Regions from separate parts of the Mus musculus genome. Here regions 1 and 2 are each linked to region 3. Evidence: chromatin loops called from intact Hi-C (ENCODE). Cell type or tissue: left cerebral cortex. All regions are shown on one strand. Each heading gives the region's core, and the rest is flanking DNA. Links, peaks and the distances in the headings are about the cores only. Region 1 overlaps Wasf3 (WAS protein family, member 3). Region 2 overlaps Wasf3 (WAS protein family, member 3). Region 3 has its middle 16 kb from the start of Gm38747.

Region 1 (6,063 bases), core at 323-5,322, 90 kb after region 3:
ACAGCTGCTCTTGGCCGCCCTCTCAACACAGCTCTGTCTGCTTGGCATTTTCAAAGCCAGTAGCTCCCAGTGTTACCAGCTCTCAATGAAAGGAAGTCAGCCCACCCAGACCCTGATGTAAACTTGAACAGATGATAAAGCCGTCAGAACATGGTTATCCTGGGGTTTACACAAGCTGCTGTGCTTGGAACAGAGGTCTGAAACTGGCCCCATGAGGATGAATGGATGCTGCTTATGTAGACGTAAGGGGTGGGCTGGTGCACAACAGTCTGTGGCTCGCTGACTGTAGGCGTCCTGTATCACCATGCCAGCCTGTACAAGTGCATTGTGCTTACCTGTCCTGGCTGTCATAGAGGGGGGGATGCTGGACACAGACCCCAGTTAGGGAGTCTGACATGGCTGTAGTGTGGATGCAGACACATGGAGTGCTGGACCTCTGTGTCCGGGGCACTTAACAGACGCCACTTCAGGAAGGGCCCAAGGGAAAGCATCAGGAATGAGCAGCTTTATGTTAGCCTGACCTAGGCTGGAGTCAGTTTGGAAGAGGGAACCTCAGCTGACAGAATGCCCTCGTCACACTGGCCTGTGGCAAGCCTGTGGGGATTTTTCTTGATTGATGATTGATGTGGAAGGACCCAGCTCACTGCGGATGATGCTGGCACTGGGCAGTCATCCTGTGTTGTATAAGAAAGCTGGCTGAGCAAGTCAAAAGGAGCAAGCTGGTAAGCAGTAATCAAGACCACCCTGGTGATTGCCATAACAACTTCAGAAGGCATGGTGACTCTTCTGCTGTCAGAATGATATCCTAGATTGATCCTCAAGGCGGCCACATGTACGTCCCCGGTGGAATCCTTAGCCCCTGTAGAAGCAGTGACAGGTGTTATTGTGACAACTGAGATGCAGAAGTCCAGAATTGAGAGCCAGGGCTCCCAGCAGCCATGCCTGATCTAGGCAGATTTGTGCTCCTGTTGACCATCTGGGCCCTTTAGGATGGCATTAGTGGCTGCACTGAGAAGCCCATCATTTCTGGCTGCAGGTGGAGGGGTGGGAGGTGCAGGCTTGGCTGTCAGTTTGCTGGCCTCCTAAGACCATATTTGATTGGTGTTTGCTGGTTTGATTTTGAGAGATGGGACTATTTTCTGCTCCCTGGCTTGGATGTCATTCGTGTTGCTTGGATAGGACCTTCTTCCACCTCCTGTTACATCTATTTAGCATGCCTGCTGACCAGCACAGCCCTTGGCAGGGTTTTAGTGGGTAATTTCTTTAGTTAACCTGATAGCTTTTAATCTATTGCTCTTTAAATGGAGGTTGTTTGTCATTTGTAGCTCAGCAATATTATTCAGATATTTGAAGCGTGGGTCTTTTTTTTTTTTTAATTTCTCCTTAGCAATTCAATGTGCATTCTAGTTTCTTGACAGATACTGGATGTATTTGTATTACAAGGAGCCATACTGGATCCTGGCCCACAGAGACCTATGATTATTCCCCTGGCCTGAGCAAGCTTAGACTGAGGCATGAATATCTGCATGTATACAGTTTGAGCCGAAAGCTAATCATATGTGTGGAACATACAAAAAGACTGAGACAGGAATCCCAGGCTCATGCATCCTGCCAGCCACAAGGGAGTGTGAGGAGGTGAGGGTCCAGACAGCTCATCCATCAGTGATCTGAAATCTCTGATAGAAATGGAACAGCAAGCATGTAAACCAATGTATTTCTTTTATATGCTGGAGTTCACCATTCATGGTAAATGAGAGTTAAATTGAGAGGGACTCTAAAGAAGAGAGGGGAGGAGAGAAAATGAAAGCACAAGGATGCCTCTAATTCTCCAGCCGACAGACCACAGCTCAGACAGCAGAGGTAACCATTTAGCACAGTGCTGTGCAGCATTGTGGCTGCAGAGGACCACGAGACTAAGGGGAATTCAGTAAGCCAACTCCTTCCTTTGACTGTGGGGAGGCAGAGATAGCAATGATGCTGTCTCCTGGGAGGGTAGCCGGAGGCACAGAGGTGGAGACCTGGGGCACAGTAACAACCTGGCAGGTCGATCCAGTCCTGTCCCTGGGATCCAGTCCTGGCCCCAGAGAAATGAAGAGCTCCCCCAAGGGGCTCCAGTGAGCATCATGTCACTGTGTGTGGGCACAAGAGCAATGCTGATGGGACTGCTTGTCTTCAGAGGTGAATTACAAGCTCATGTAACTAGAAAGCCAACATCTGCAGCATGGGTAACTTAGTTCAGTGTGTATAATGCCGTCTGGGCCACCCAATTTAGCTCTGCCACATGCCACACTCTTAATTGCCTGGCATGCAGCAATCAGACTAAAGGTCACCAGCACATGAGGAATAGAAGAGACAGACTCCTTAGCCCTGCCAGGTTTTACAAATGGATGGAGCCTATAGGTCTCTTATGTAAAGCATCGCATTGTCTATAAATAGGGACGTCTTAGTTCTTCCAGTCCTGTTTTTAACCCTTCATTTCCCTTTCTTGCTTGACAGCCATAGCAAAGGCTTTAAATGTAGTGTTGGATAAGAGGGAGAGAATGGGCGCACTGTCTTCTTCCTGATCGTAATGGGAAGACTTTGATGTTGTCTCCGTTTGGTCCAATGCTGCTCAAGGGTTTTCAGGTGTGGCCTTATTTTCTTAAGCTATGGTCCCTGTATTCTTTGTTTCTTCAAGGGTTTTTATCAGGAAGAAACTCTCGCCACAAAAACACAAGTATCACCTCACAAGGGAAAAAAGGTAGTTTATTCTAGAGGGAAACGTGAGTGAGCGTGGCCAGGGAACACAGATTCAGGTTATCATAAATAGCATGTTCCAACATGGCAAACGTAACAGAACAAAGACAGTCATAAATCAAAACTCTTTTCAAACACGGCATGGGAACTGGTAGAACAGTGGGCTATGGCAGAGCTGGGACCCCTCCGCTCTGACTTCAGATGCCAGTTGGCTGCATTTAGTTTCTGGTTGATGAAATCTACAAGTCTTACTTGGTCTTTGGCCAGCTTGATCCTATGGCTACACTCATGCATAACAGTCAGCATTGAAAAAATAACTTTATTAGAAGGTAATATTGCTAAGATTAATATTACTTTACCTTCTAGGAATAGACCAAACAAAATACTAAATATTGACATCTTTTAAAGTCTAATTTAAAAAGGATTTAAGAAACATAAGAAAAGAGAAATGGGTAGGTATTTGGGTGCTCTGTTGCTAATGTTGTTGAAGATGAGTATCATCCAGTGTTTTCCAGTCCATGTGATATGTTCTGAGGTAAAGTTGATGTGTGTTTGAGAGAGCAGGCTGAAAGCTTGTCTACTGAGGTTTTAGAGTGGGAGTAAGCAGGGAGCACCAGGATGGAACCTTCTCTTGTCACAGCGTGGAGTCTTTGATGCGATTTCCCACTCCTCCCCACACCCCCAGAGGATGAAATCATCTGGTTTTCCTTATCCTTCTGGGAAGACTCGAACGGAGTCTGGATTTTTATCATATTTAACAGTCTCACACTTCCTCTCCCATAAAGAGGATCAGATGGGACATTGTGTAGGAATCCACTGAAGTGCTGCTGCATTCAGACTGAGACTTTTATCAACTTTGTATTCAGTGTCTCTTTCTTCACAGGATCTAGCCGTGTGTGTGTGTGTGTGTGTGTGTGTGTGTCTGTCTGTCTGTCTGTCTGTCCGTGTTAATTTGTAGACACTCACATGTCTTTATTGTGACCTCCTTAAGATACACTGGCATTTGCTTATCTGGTTAACTGTACCCATTTCAGACTCTGACTACTTCTCTCTGCATGGACAGTAGGCAAGCTGGGTGCTGCTCTTAGCAGCTGCAGCAGGTGCTGCGTTTTCCTGTCTCCCTGCATGGTTCCCGCTGCAGCTGAGTTCAGTTTCTCGGTGACCACTAACGCCAGGCTGGGACCTCCCATCCTTCAGCTGGCTGGGTTGGTCTGCAGCTCCGTCTGGCCTTGCTGCTCATGAGATTCCTTTGTGCTCTCAGGTTCTGCTCAGGCTTGATCACAGATTTCTTCTGCCATCCCTAGCTCATGCACAGCTATTGACTCAAATTGATAACTCAGCTGACAGAACTCTGCTTATTCTGGGAATCCCTTGGCGTTGTATGGTCTCTGCCAAGACCTGGCAACACGGCAAAAGGCAAAGCTTTGTTCCTAAGGCCTTCTCTGAAGTGATGGCAGAGTCCCTGGACATGCACTTGGGCCTGCTGGGGTTCCACCTTTCTACCATGGACACTGCTAAGGCCTCTGGGGTCTGCTAGGCCATACAGACTAAGCAGATGAACTTCATATCCCATAGCCTATGCAAACCAGAGAACTGTGATTTCAACCCAGTGTGAGGGTCGTCTTGTGCCTCCCTGCCCCAAGCCTAACCTAACAGTTACTGACTGTCCCTCCTTGTGTTGAGGGCTGAAAAATGCAACAGTTTGCCTTTCATCTAGGAGGGGCTATCCCAACACAGCCTCTACTGCCAGATCCTGCCCAACGTCAGCATTCTAAGGTTCTCTGTAGGATTTATCTGTCACCCTTTGGGGACACAGACATTCAGCATATAACCCACCATGCATTCTTTCTGACCGATCAGCATGTTGCCCATTGATGTCTTTGTTACTGGACCCAGCCCTTCTGAGGCTGGGTTTTGCCCCTGCCTGTCCCTAGTCAGAGGAAGAATATATACTACAGTACCTGCTGGAGATATTTGGACTCAACACCATCTTGCGCACCTACCATATATGTCCCCTCTGAGTCTTTAGGATGCCAGCTTTCTTGACTGGGGCCCAGACCAGCATGCTGTACCCGTCTTGGCTGGTGGTGGGCCTTGTCCCACAGCTTCCTACTGTGTCTGTGCACAGGTCCTGAGAGGATCGCTCTGTTCTCACCAGCAAGGTTTTGTGGGTCTCCTCCTTGCCCATTTCCTGCTCATTTATAGCTTTCTGTCCCGTGCTGACTTTACGTGGAGGATTAGAACAGCTTAGCCATCACTGCGCAGTTGTTTTGTGGATGGTTCCCCCTCTAAATTTTTCAGATGTCTGGACTGTTCCTTGCCACATCCCTCCACCAGGACATTTTCCAGGTCACCCAGTGGAATCTTCAGTAACTGAATCATGTCACATGGCAGGGACTTCATGTCACCTGTCAGCTACAGTGTCATTTCCTGGGATTCGGGCAAGTCCTCAATCCTCACCTGCCCACCACAGGCTCTCTTTGACCATCCTTGGGGTCTCTTTTGTTTTAGTCCAAGAAACAGAGGCCAAGATAGGGGTCACAGGCCAAGATGTCCCCTCTATGAAGGGAGGTGAGTTTGGAGGAGAGGAAGCCAGAACCACCAGCAGAGCACAGGCTAGTCTTGCAGGGATGAAGGGTACAACTGAGGGTCAGCATCCTTTCTGGTCGGCCATTATGGCATCGCAGTACAGCAGAGATGCCAGCGAGACCTCGGCTTTTCCCTGCCTCTGCCAGTTACTCTGGTGTTGTGTTGTAGTTTGTCACTGCAAACTTTGTCCATCTGTCTCCTGCAGTGAGAGTGGTCTGTCTCTACCATTAAAGAGTGCAGTCACTCCAAGCTGGGCATCGTGGTCCTGGGATTCCTAGATCAGGATCTTGGCCTGATTTCTACAGGGTCTGATGTAACCACAGGCTTTACTACCTGCGCCCCAGTTCCTGAAATAAGGACTCCAAGATGTAGTTAATTATGAATAAATGCTTAGGCCACAGTGTGGTTGGTTACCTCTCCCCAGTATCAAAAGTCTGTCTCCATCACCATTGGGGCAAGTCTTCTCCTGCTTGAATCTATCCCAGAATCCTTTCTCCCTGCTGGAACTCCTGCCTCCTACCTCCTGCCCCAGCTAATAGGCCAACAGCTTTTTTATTGACAGGCGATGCTTTCACACAGATCACAGGAGACTATCCCTACAGTCTGAGATCTAGTTCATGGTTCTGGGAACTAGACTGTCTCTTGCTAAGTTGAGATCATTTCTCAGAAAAGTGGGACAAACTAATCCTACCTCTAACACAGATTCCTTTGGAAGCCCTTGGAAACCCATAATCGTTT
Region 2 (6,063 bases), core at 607-5,606, 120 kb after region 3:
TCATCAGGGAAATGCAAATCAAAACAACCCTGAGATTCCACCTCACACCAGTCAGAATGGCTAAGATCAAAAATTCAGGTGATAGCAGATGCTGGCGAAGATGTGGAGAAAGAGGAACACTCCTCCATTGTTGGTGGGATTGCAAGCTTGTACAACCACTCTGGAAATCAGTCTGGCGGTTCCTCAGAAAATTGGACATAGTACTACCGGAGGATCCCGCAATACCTCTCCTGGGCATATATCCAGAAGATGTTCCAACCAGTAAGAAGGACACATGCACCACTATGTTCATAGCAGCCTTATTTATAATAGCCAGAAGCTGGAAAGAACCCAGATGCCCCTCAACAGAGGAATGGATACAGAAAATGTGGTACATTTACACAATGGAGTACTACTCAGCTATTAAAAAGAATGAATTTATGAAATTCCTAGGCAAATGGATGGACCTGGAGGGCATCATCCTGAGTGAGGTAACACAATCACAAAGGAACTCACACAATATGTACTCACTGATAAGTGGATATTAGCCCAGAAACTTAGGATACCCAAGATATAAGATACAATTTGCTAAATGCGTGAAACTCAAGAAGAACGAAGACCAAAGTGTGGACACTTTGCCCCTTCTTAGAATTGGGAACAAAACACCCATGGAAGGAGTTACAGAGACAAAGTTTGGAGCTGTGACGAAAGGATGAACCATCTAGAGACTGCCATACCCGGGGATCCATCCCATAATCAGCTTCCAAACGCTGATACCATTGCATATACTAGCAAGATTTTGCTGAAAGGACCCTAATATTGCTGTCCTTTGTGAGGCTATGCTGGGGCCTAGCAAACACAGAAGTGGATGCTCACAGTCAGCTATTGGATGGATCACAGGGCCCCCAATGGAGGAGCTAGAGAAAGTACCCAAGGAGCTAAAGGGATCTGCAATCCTATAGGTGGAACAACTATATGAACTAACCAGTACCCCCTGGAGCTCGTGTCTCTAGCTGCATATGTATCAAAAGATGGCCTAGTCGGCCATCACTGGAAAGAGAGGCCCATTGGTCGTGCAAACTTTATATGCCTCAGTACAGGGGAACGCCAGGGCCAAGAAGTGGGAGTGGGGGGGTGGGGGGGTGGGGGGGAGCGTGTGGGGGACTTTTGGGATAGCATTGGAAATGTAAATGAAATAAATAACCCCCCAAAAAATAAATAATAAAAAAAAGTTTTCCCCCCTGTGGCGCATATATATATATATATACATATATATGCATACATATATATGTATATGTATGTGTGTGTGTGTATATATATATGTATATATATATGTATATATATAAAGAGGAAAGCTTTAATAGTTCTGTTTCATGTAAAATGAGAACTTATGTTTTTTTTTTAAAGTTTTGTTTAGCAGTAACATCTTGACTGACAGCTCAGGCAGCAAGAAGGGCCCTGCTAGTTTGGAATGGTTTACTTTTCTAAAGGCCTTGGACCTTGACACTGGCTGGACCAGCCCTGCGCGGTGGCAGTGACAGTGACAGTGAAGAGCATGCATCAGTAATTCCTCAGCAGGTGTCTTTCTCCCTCTCTCCTCTAGGTAAACATGCAGAAGACATATTTGGTGAGTTATTTAATGAGGCTAACAACTTCTACATCAGAGCAAATTCCCTTCAAGACAGAATCGATCGGCTTGCTGTCAAAGTCACCCAGCTGGACTCCACGGTGGAGGAGGGTAAGTAACAGCATGACAGCTGAGAGTGGCACGCCATGCGGGCTGGACAGCGGTAATTAACTCCAGCACAGCCTCTGCTTTCCCCTTCAGTAGCACACTGCCATTTGTCTCCTCTCTTCCTGGGAGAACGGGAAGGGAGCGCCCCACAATACTAGGTTAATTAGTGATAAAAAAAAAAAAAGACATCCTGTCTCCGTCATAGTCATGCTATTGTTTTAAAAAGTTGCAGATATTACAACAAATATGCTGAGGGCAGCCTCATTTTAATCCAGATCTTAAGTTTCATTTAAGGATTTAAAATTAAAATAAAATTTGAATAGCTACTTGGTCTGTTCAGGTAAGGGATTCTTGGTATCTTTCAAAAAAGATTTCTTTTTTTAGTCACGTGTCTCTCTGAAGGAATCTGTGTCCCTTCTCTGAGTTGTCATACAGCATATGTGAGCTACAGGCTTGGTGGTCCAGTGGGCAGGGCAAGCAGGACCAGCCTGGACACCTAGAAGAGTTATCAAGGTCAGATGAGTTACATACAATGTAAAAGTTGTGAGAAACGAAGAAGGTTCACCCTCCTCTGCTCAGCCAGGTGCTCACTTAGCTCAACTTCGTTTTCCTGGATCAAGGTGCTTACTTTGTGGGTCATAGGTCAAAAGGCATAGAGGCCTCTCCTTGTGCATCGTTGTGATGGATGCTTAGTGGGATGCTCACATTTGCATACTTTTTCGTGCAGGCATCTTACTTCACCTGGCACTAATGGTTTCTCCCAAGAAATACAGATCTGTTTGCTTGCCTGCCATCCTCAGGGGCTGTATTCTGTGTGGTGTCTGAGAGGCGCTGTTTAAACAGCAACAAAATGGTGCCCTGGTCCAGTGAAATCATTCTCTTGTTACAAAAGAAGACAAAGCTGTGATTTGACTTCATGTCATAGATAAAATGTATCTTTTAGAGGGAGGAAGGGCATTCTGTTTAAGCAAGACTTTAAAGAACAACAGAAACCATTATTTCAGGGGCTAGAGAGATGACTCAGTGGTTAAGAGCCCTGGCTGCTCTCGCAAAGGCCCCACGTTCAGTTCCCAGTACCTACATCTGGTGGCTCACAATTGCTTGAGTCCTACGGCATCCTGTGCCCTCTTATGGCCTCTGCCAGTGTTGTGCACATATACACACTCGGGCACAAACCCAAAAAGAGATCTCGGTTTTAAAAAGCCAGTGTTGAGTCATTCTGGAAGATGTTTAGAATTCTGAGTCAAAGATGCTTCTTTTTAAACAGAGAATATCTTGTATGTAACTCAACCTGGGGACTTGTTTCTCAATAGTCTCACTACAGGATATCAACATGAAGAAAGCATTCAAAAGCTCTACCATCCAAGACCAGCAGGTGGTCTCCAAGAACAGCATTCCCAACCCTGTTGCTGACATTTATAATCAGAGTGACAAACCCCCGCCGCTGAGCATTCTGACACCGTACAGGTACGACTCCACGCCCCCTTCCCCACTTCCACACAGCCTTTCCAGTGGAGGACCAGGGATGCTTCCAGAGGCTAAAATGTGCAGCTGTGCTGGGTGGGATCACCTCAGAGGGCTCCTATGGGTTGAAAAAGAACACTCTGAAAACAGTAACTGCTGTATCATACCCAGTGAAATGTTGGCTGTGGAACTGCTGGCGTTCCTAAAAGGAGAGGTGTGAGTTCTGATTTTCACACTCAGATGGGGCCGTCTTCAGCAGAAGTGGTACTTCACAGCAGCATACCAGGTGTGGGTGTGCCATTCCTTATGTTGAAGTTAGCTGGAAAGAAATGGCATGGTTCATTTATAACATGGTAAAATCCTCGCCCCGGCCCTCAGCAGCGCACAAACATCTGCTGTTCTGTTGTTGCTATGCTGGTTGCATGTGTCAGGGACAGACTCCCAGGGAAAAGACAAAACCCAACAGGGCAACGTTCACAGGGAGAGGCCACCTGCACACACACACTCTTACTAAGCTTCGCACGTGTTTCCCACAACCATGGCATCTTCTTCTCACAACTCCCGTCACCATCTTTGGTTCTCTTTCTCGTTCTTTCTGTCTCCTTGTCCTCCATGGTGGGCCTTGCCCCTCCACCCATCTTTTCTCCCCTCTGTGGATCTCACCATGGTGATAGGCAAATGCGCTGACTTCGCAGAGACAGTGCTGCAGCCAAGTGTCTGTGACGGTCTCTGGCGACTGTGTCCTTTGTATGTGGGCCCAGGCTCTTCATCTGCTTTGTGGTCTTTTCCAAGGACGCACAGAAGAGGTTTAGAGGCAACCTCCATGAGAGACGGTCAGGACTGTCACCTTCTCTTTCTGCTGGACAGAGAGATTCCCTCAGACAAATAAATGGGCATGCATGCATAATCAAAATGATATGGAAACTGATGGGAGCCAGCAATGTAACGTTCCTCAGCTCCTGTGGGCCCAGTGGGCTTTCCTAGAGCTTAGAGTGCACATACTACAACTGCGATGGGCATGAATAGAAACCTGTCTCCTGACCACTCTTTATTTGTTCCTTTATTTGAGAAATAAATTTTCTCCTGTCTGTGTATATTTAACTGGCCTTGCCTCTCCTGTGTGCGTCTATAGCTCAGTGGAATAGTGCTATAACGAATAACTCTCCTGATTTAATTTTAGTGCAGTATTTACATCGTGACTATTCCAAGCATTACTGAAAAAAATTAATTTCTTCCATTTATTTTCTGAGAGCAGTGGAAAGCATTTTTAAGAGGTTCCATTTTCATTTTTGATTCTGTGTCTTTCTGTATGTAGTGCACATGGCTATGATGCACCCAGAGGCTGGAGTTACAGGCAGCTGTGGGCCAGCTGCTGTGAGTGCTGGGACCTGAACTCAGATCCTCTGAAGGATAAGTTAGCTGCTTAACTGCTGAGCTATCTCTCCAGGCACTCGAGCGTCGCTGCTGATTCTTGTTACAGCCCTGAGTTCATAGTGGCTGCGATATTCCTGGTTAAATGTTAAGGGAGTGATTTACATAATGATTTGAAATATTATGTAGACTATAGTGACCATAGCAGTACTTGCAATTGACATGGCCACAGGAGATAAAGTTTCTTGAGAAAATACATTGTGTTTCTGTCACGTGTACCCCCATGATCATTTTGCTTTCTGATACCGAAAGGTGTTGTGTAAACCTGAATTGACAAAAGGGGACAGAGTACTTACTAGTTTTTGATCATGACTGCAGTGAAGTTCCAGTAGAATCAGTGTACTCATAGCTTACTGTTAGAATAAACCGAATAGTTCCTTAAATGCATAAGTGACTGAAATTGGGTATTTGTGAGGGAGGGGTATTGTCACGTAGGATTTACACCCAGTGGGTTCTGTTTTTAAGATTGTAGAGTTGTTTGCTTTTGTGTATGTGTCCATGTTTTTCCAAATGAGGAAGCTCAGGGTCTAATACATAAGGTGATTAGCATGCTGCGTGTGGGTGTCAGGATCCAAAGGGTTAAAGTTACCTCCAGACGAAGATGGCTGATGGTTCTTTCCCTGGCTTTGAATGCTTTGGTTCACAGAGATGACAAGAAGGATGGGCTGAAGTTCTACACGGATCCCTCTTACTTCTTTGACCTCTGGAAAGAAAAGATGCTGCAGGACACAGAAGACAAGAGGAAAGAGAAACGACGTCAGAAGGTGCGTAAGGACTTCAGAAGGGCATGATGACGTCAGCGGGAGGCACCCATCACTGTGCTCACAGGCCCTCTGCTCACATAGTCAGGGTGTTATGTTTAGTGCTTAGGTTTTCTCGGGGTGTCCTCCTTTCGCATGACAAGCTTGACACTTTAACCCAGCAATGGTCTGTTTGAAGTAGATCTGAGCAGATTTGTTCTCCAGCACTTGTATGCCTCTAACGAAGGAAGTGGTGAGTGCTGAAGCTCAGTTTCTGGCTGTGTTTGATGCCTCCGAGCTTCATGCAGTGAGTGTTCCTGTCAGACATCAGCCTGCTTTGTCTCGTTTACATTCATCTGTTAGGTGTGATGTCACTGTGGCTGAGAACTTACTGAGGCGCTTGTGGGAGACTGGGAATCGAGTGGTCTGGACTTTGAGAGATCTTTACTAGGAGTGAGCCCCCTTAGAGGACGGTGGAGGTAGAGGCAAACAAGAAGAATGCTGTCAGGAATTTTAGAAAGAGCTGTCCTACATATCATCTTGGAAGGATAAACTGATTTGTTGGGTTAAGTGACTTACACTTTGGAAATTGCCCCTTTAGTGCTGAGAATTTATATGTACCCCATGGAGAGGAGTGATTCTCCAGAGGAAATACTTACTGATCTTTTTATACATATACTGTGTTCAAAAATCAACCACCTAGACCAGGCTTTT
Region 3 (6,063 bases), core at 630-5,629:
GTTAACTTGGCCACAATCTCCGTCCATTGTGCCTGAAACATCTGGTATTCCTTCTCAAGTATAGTACACAGTGTACTTATCCTGATTGTGAGATGATGGTTTGAATATGATTGGTCCAGGGAGTAGCACTATTAGAGGGTGTGGCCCTGTCAAAATAGGTGTGGCCCTGTTGGAGTAGGTGTGTCACTGAGGGTGTGGGCTTTAAGACCCTCATCCTAGCAGCCTTCAGATGAAGAGGTAGAACTCTCAGCTCCTCCTGCACCATGCCTGCCTGGATGCTGCCATGCTCCTGCCTTGAAGATAATAGACTGAACCTCTGAGCCCGTAAGCCAGCCCTAATTAAATGTTGTCCTTATAAGAGTTGCCTGGGTCATGGTGTCTGTTCACAGCAGTAAATCCTTAACTAAGACTGTCAGCTTGAAGGGATTTAGAAGGAATTTTGAGACAAGACTCTAAGCGTGTCTGTGAGGATGTTTCCAGAGACTTAAAAGAGGTGGGAAGACCCATCTCCAGAATGTGGGCGTTGCCACCCCAGCGACCAGGGTTCAGGGCTGAATGGAAAGGAGAGAGAAACAAAGTAGCAGCGTTCATCTTCCAGAGCCTGAAGGAAACATCTGTGTCCTGCTTCAGCTAGAGCCGCTGCCTTCCCTGCTGTGATGGATTCTCTCCTCTTTGCTGTGCGTCTGAATAAACCTTTCTTTACGAAAACTTTCTGGTATTTTGTCACAGCAACGAGAAAAATAGCCAACACAATCAGCTTTCTGCTATTGTTACAAATACCTAAGATAATGGACTTAAAAAGAGAGGAGGTTTACCTGGGATCACAGTTCAGGAGTTCCCAGTTCATGATTATTTGACTCCGTTGCCTCTGGGTCTTAGTGATACAGACAGAGATCAGAATCCTGGGGGCAAACACTAAAGTTTCCAGGCCTCTGTGTCATCTTGGAGGCATCTGCTGAAGAACTTTCCAGGTCTGTGTCCTTGGGGAGAAAACTATGATACAGACACGTGGCCAGGAAATAGACAGAAAGAGAGCTCATCAAGGAAGGGAAACAGCTGGTGAAAGTGTAGGGATGAGCTAGCGAGCAGAGAGTGAACAGACATCATCCGGCATCTGTCTGAAAGCGCAGGGCCCCCGTCAGAGGGCGTCAGCACTTGCCCAGCCTGCTCTTGTGTTTCAAGGTCTCTCTACGAAGCTCCAAGTGAGAGGGGCTTTAGTCATTGTATGTCACCTTCTTCTTCTTCTTCTTCTTCTTCTTCTTCTTCTTCTTCTTCTTCTTCTTCTTCTTCTTCTTCTTCTTCTTCTTCTTCTTCTTCTTCTACTTCTTCTTCTTCTTCTTCTCCTTTTCCTCCTCCTCCTCCTCCTCCTCCTCCTCCTCCTCCTCCTCCTCCTCCTCCTCCTTCTTTTTTTTTGGTTTTTCGAGACAGGGTTTCTCTGTGTAGCCCTGGCTGTCCTGGAACTCACTCTGTAGACCAGGCTGGCCTCGAACTTAGAAATTCGCCTGCCTCTGCCTCCCAAGTGCTGGGATTAATGGCGTGCGCCACCACACCTGGCTGTCACCTGGCTTCTTATGCTCACCTTGATGTTGCTTTCTCCAGTCCCCATTGTTCCCCTGCGTGGGAAACCCCTCATCTCATGGCTAGGATGCTAAAGACAGAATGAATGGGCTGAGGCCACACTATCCTTTTTTGGGGTGTACTCAACTAAAGACTTCCCTGGGGGCCTCCCCCCACTTAAAGCTTCCACCACCTCCTTATAACACCTCCCTGGAGACCAGGCATTTAACAGAAGGGCCTCTGGTGGAGACTGAACAGGCTAGCTGGACTCCCAGGGCAATACTAGGCAGGTAACACTGCGAGCCATTAATTGACTGTACCTTTTAAGTACTCTCTGCTTCCAGAGTCTCCTGCTCTGTTGACTTGGTGCCTACCTATTCAGACAAGAACCTGCTGCTGCTGGTCATAGAAACCACAAAGGAAGCTTGATAAATAAAGGCTGAGGGAGTGGGTTCAATGAAGCAGAAGAGGACCTGGGAACTTAGCTAAAAGGTACAAGCCCCTGATCTTTCCTATTTCGTAAAAAAAGATTGAGTTGCTTCTAGTCAGGTGACTATTTGGAAGCAGGGGCCTCCAGAACTTTCCCAAGTACTTTAATGCCCTGTTGTACTGTTAACTCCACGAAGGTTTGGCTTGTGTGTGTGTGCTTTCTGTGTGTATGTTTCTAAGTGTGAGTCTATGTGTCCGGGTGCATGTGTGTGTGTGGGGGGGGGGGGGGACTTTCCCTTACTCTTTCTTCTCTCGGTGTCTTTGAAAGGACTGGAGAATTCCACGAAGGAAGAATTATCCGAATGGTGTGGATGTGCCACTTAAATAATAAGTGCATGCTTCCTCTGATGAGACAAAGACAGATGGAGGTCATATACAAATTAGCCAAAGAATGGTCTTGGACTCCTGTAGTGAGCGGGTCTTGGGCAGGTTGTTCATGCTGCCCCTGTTTCAGCAGAAGGGCCAATGGGCATGCTATACTTGCTCCTCTTATGCCGAAGGAGAGGACATCTCCTTGGGCAGGAAGTTCAAGGTGTAGAAGCTCAAGGTTGACAGAAGGTTTGATGAGGTCATCTCTTTCCTTTCTAAAAGACGATCAGGGTACAGAGGACCGGTAGCTCCACTATTTAGCAAACTCCACGGAACAGTAGGCATCTTTGTTTGTCCTGTAGCTAGCCTCTGTGCAGGACATTGTAGCTCAGCTTGCAAGGTACAGATAGATGTCTCTGCTGAGCAAGAAGCTGTTATAATTCAGATCCCTGGTGCTTAACCAAGAAGCTACCCCACCACCTTAGTGGGCGAACTTGTCAGAGTGAGAGCTGATCGCCCTGGGATCTCCAGTTATTTCCTTTGGTAAAGCTGAGTCTGGCTGCCTAGCTTTGTCTGTTGAAATGGAATTTTAAAAATGACATGTCTGCTGCCCCCATCTGGCAAAGCATTGAGCCTGAGAGTAATGGCCAGTGGGCATATTGGGCTGAGGAGGGGGCAGGAGGACTTGTGAGGGAGGGTCCAGGAGGAGGGGAGGTAGATCAGCGGGGAGCCAAAACTGGAATGACCCAGCACATACAGTTTCAGAGACCAGCAATGGATGACATGGGCTGACCCAACCCTTCTCAGGGTCTGCAATGGAACTGACAGAGTAGTGGAGAGCTCTTTTACCAAGGCCTTGTGCCACTGCTCCTGGCTTGGCTTGAGGAAGAATCCGAGTGCTAACTCTTCCTAGAGGACTCTACAGGAGGAGGAAACAGGGAGGATGCAGTCACCCGCCATGGTTAGGATTCTGACAGTTCTTTGGAAGGCAGAAGGGTCTGTCTGCAGCAGGGGATCCAGGGAGAGAACAATGGGATCTAAGCCCTTTGCTTTCTCATCGACACAGAGTACTGGGTCCTTCTCCTAGCCTCTCTGGAGAGTTAGGAGACTTGAGACGGAGTTCCCACAGCCGCCCAGTCTTCACAGGACACCACACATGCCAACTGGCTTCATTGCTGTCCTTTTCTCAGTCATGCCTTATCCTATAGATGCTCAGCAACGTCACTGAATTCAGCTGCTAAGTATTCAAAGGAAAGTCAAAAGAAGAACAATGTAAATACGGGGAGTGCCAGGCATCCCCCACAATATGCATATGCTCGCAGCGCGAGTCTTTCTACAGCCTCAGCCCGAGCCTCCGTATTGCGAGCATCTTGCACACCAGTGTTTAAAGCCACAATATGTCTTTTTGGTAGAACCTGACCTCAAAACACAAGCCAAGCTGAGTGTTTCTGTGGGTGCTCTGCCACAGACTGCCATCTGTTCCCGTGCTGAAGGGAAGCTGGCTGGGTGGTGTTTACAGGCTCCCTGCTTTTCTGCTAACTTCTCCCCTCCCCAAGGAATTCCCCTGTCCCTCAAGGGTGACTTTGGTTGTATTTGATTTTCTCCTAAATGCTGACTCCAGAAGCCAGCCAGAATACTGTCTGAAACACTACTGAAGTGTGTGGCCGCCATGCTACTAAGCTGTGCTCTCCGTTGTGTTTCTGTAGCTGGTGTGTGCCTAGCACATTGCAGCTGTGGGACCAGGAATTCATGGAGAAGCCAGAGGACAGCTGAGGTTGGGCTCCGGATGGGCCTTGATCACTCACCCCCAGGACGATTTGATTGTACCTCAAAGCCTAGTCAAAGTGACATTTACTGTATCTTCTAATACTTCTTTGGAGTGTCGATTTGACAATTGACTGCTGTTGTTGAAACACAAACAGCGGCCACCCACATAAATTGCGCCAGGCCTTGAACTTGGACCTTTCATGAGATCCACCATCTGACACATAGTAAATGCTCAGTAAACTCGATGAAGGATAAGTGTCTATGTGAACAGATGAGTAAAGCCACGCGTCTATTCCACCAGGTACCTATGCAAGACCTTTCCCCTTGACTCTCAGGGTCCCACTAACACACAGAAGACTCTCAAACTGAATTCACAAGTCACAACTTAAGCTTCTTAGCTTTGATCTTGTCCTTCCATCTCTTGAGGACCCGGATTCCTCCCAGAAGATGTTCTTAGAGGGCTATGTTCACAGTAACGGTGTTTTTGTCTTCTTTCTATATGTCCTATATTGAAGATCGTTAACTCTATAAACACACACGAGGCAGTACCAAGGGCTTGCCAGGACCTCAGGACGAAAATCAATACCCTGAGTCTGTTAGAAGCGAAAGAAACAAGCGTCAACTTGTAGGCAGAGAAAAAGACTTCCTAAGGAGGAACACAGCACAGACATTGAGACCAATAACTGAACAGGGGAATCTCATGAAATTAAAAAGCGTATGCACAGCCAAGGATACCACCATTTGAGTGAAGACACGGCCTGTAGAATGGGGGAGAGTCTTTCCCATCTACATTTGAGAGAGGGTCCATATTTAGAACATGCAAAGAACTCAGAAGCTAAACATCGAGAAAACAAACAACCCGTTTAAAAATTGGAGCGAGGCGCTAAACAGAATTCTCAAAAGAAGACGCACAGATGGCTGAGAAATATATATTTTTCAAGTGCTCAACTTTCTTCGCCATCGTAGAAATGCAAATTAGGACTACTTTGGGATTTCATCCTGCCCGGGTCAGAATGGTTACAATTAAAAATAAAATGAAAGAAAATAAAATAAGACAACCGGCCTAGATGTGTGGGAAAGGGGGCCAATCACTGCTCACCATTGGTAGGGCTGCCAGCTGCTGCAGCCACTGTGGGAACTGGTGTAGAGATTCTCAGCTACACCTTTTTCAGAGCACATGCCCCAAATCATCTAAACCCCACTACAGAGATCCCTGCTCATCTGCACTCACTGTTGCTCAATCTACAAGAGGCAGAAAATGGAAACAGCCTAGTGTCTGAGTGGCTAAATCTTACCGGAAGTCTTACTGGCTAGAGATTACTTTTATATGTAACTGTATATATCTATAGAAATAATAAATATGTGGTACACTCACAGCAGTGGCATATTATTCAGCTATGAAGAACTATGACATCTGCACAAAAAATCGAAAAAACTAGAAACGTTATACTAAATGAGGAATCCAGACCCAGAAAGACAAACACTGTGTGTGTTCTCTCTCATGTAGAGACGTTAGCTTTGAATCTTCACATATGTGTGTTTAAACTGGTGTGATGGTTTGTATATGCTCAGCCCAGGGAGTGGCAACTATTAGAGGGTGTGACCCTGTCGAAGTAGGTGTGGCCTTGTTGGAGTAGGTGTGTCACTGTGGACTTGGGCTTTAATACCCTTGTTTTAGCTGCCTGGAAGCCAGTATTCTGCTAGCAGCCTTCAGATGAAGAGGTAGAACTCTCAGCTCCTCCTGCACCATGATGCTGCCATGTTCCTGCCTTGATGATACTGGACTGGACCTCTAAGCCTGTAAGCCAGCCCCAATTAAATGTTGTCCTTATAAGAGTTGTCTTGTTCATGATGTCTGTTCACAGCAGTAAAACTGTAACTCAGACTGCCCACAGAAGTCAAGAAAGTAGTAAGAAGCCGTGGTGGGATTTCAGGGGAAGG

What was found. A loop is a pair of places that touch in the nucleus more often than their neighbours do. Peaks named below come from ENCODE experiments on the same cell type or tissue, not always from the same donor. Only the 100,000 strongest peaks of a DNase experiment are listed, where the experiment ranks them.
Region 1: a loop joins it to region 3, with 4 times the contacts of the local background. A loop is called at or near these places in 9 of 42 quality-filtered maps.
Region 2: it touches region 3 in a loop (4-fold over the local background); 3 of 42 quality-filtered maps call a loop at or near these places.

Annotation. Positions count from the first base shown.
Region 1 is chr5:146,424,884-146,430,946 of GRCm38, forward strand. The region is part of intron 2 of Wasf3 (WAS protein family, member 3); the gene reads left to right. Among named protein-coding and RNA genes, the nearest start is that of Wasf3, 43 kb to the left of the region's middle. In left cerebral cortex, for the core only: no CTCF peak of the experiment used is centred there; DNase peaks (open chromatin) are centred at 2,323 and 3,423; H3K27ac peaks cover 2,122 bases.
Region 2 is chr5:146,450,289-146,456,351 of GRCm38, forward strand. Wasf3 (WAS protein family, member 3) reads left to right here. Exons shown (of 10, transcript NM_145155.3): 4 at 1,583-1,717; 5 at 3,028-3,181; 6 at 5,256-5,373. Among named protein-coding and RNA genes, the nearest start is that of Gm6408, 29 kb to the right of the region's middle. In left cerebral cortex, for the core only: a CTCF peak has its summit at 3,084; DNase peaks (open chromatin) are centred at 2,922 and 3,447; H3K27ac peaks cover 940 bases.
Region 3 is chr5:146,334,524-146,340,586 of GRCm38, forward strand. No RefSeq gene overlaps it. Among named protein-coding and RNA genes, the nearest start is that of Gm38747, 16 kb to the right of the region's middle. In left cerebral cortex, for the core only: a CTCF peak has its summit at 2,996 (motif pointing left); DNase peaks (open chromatin) are centred at 3,708 and 5,080.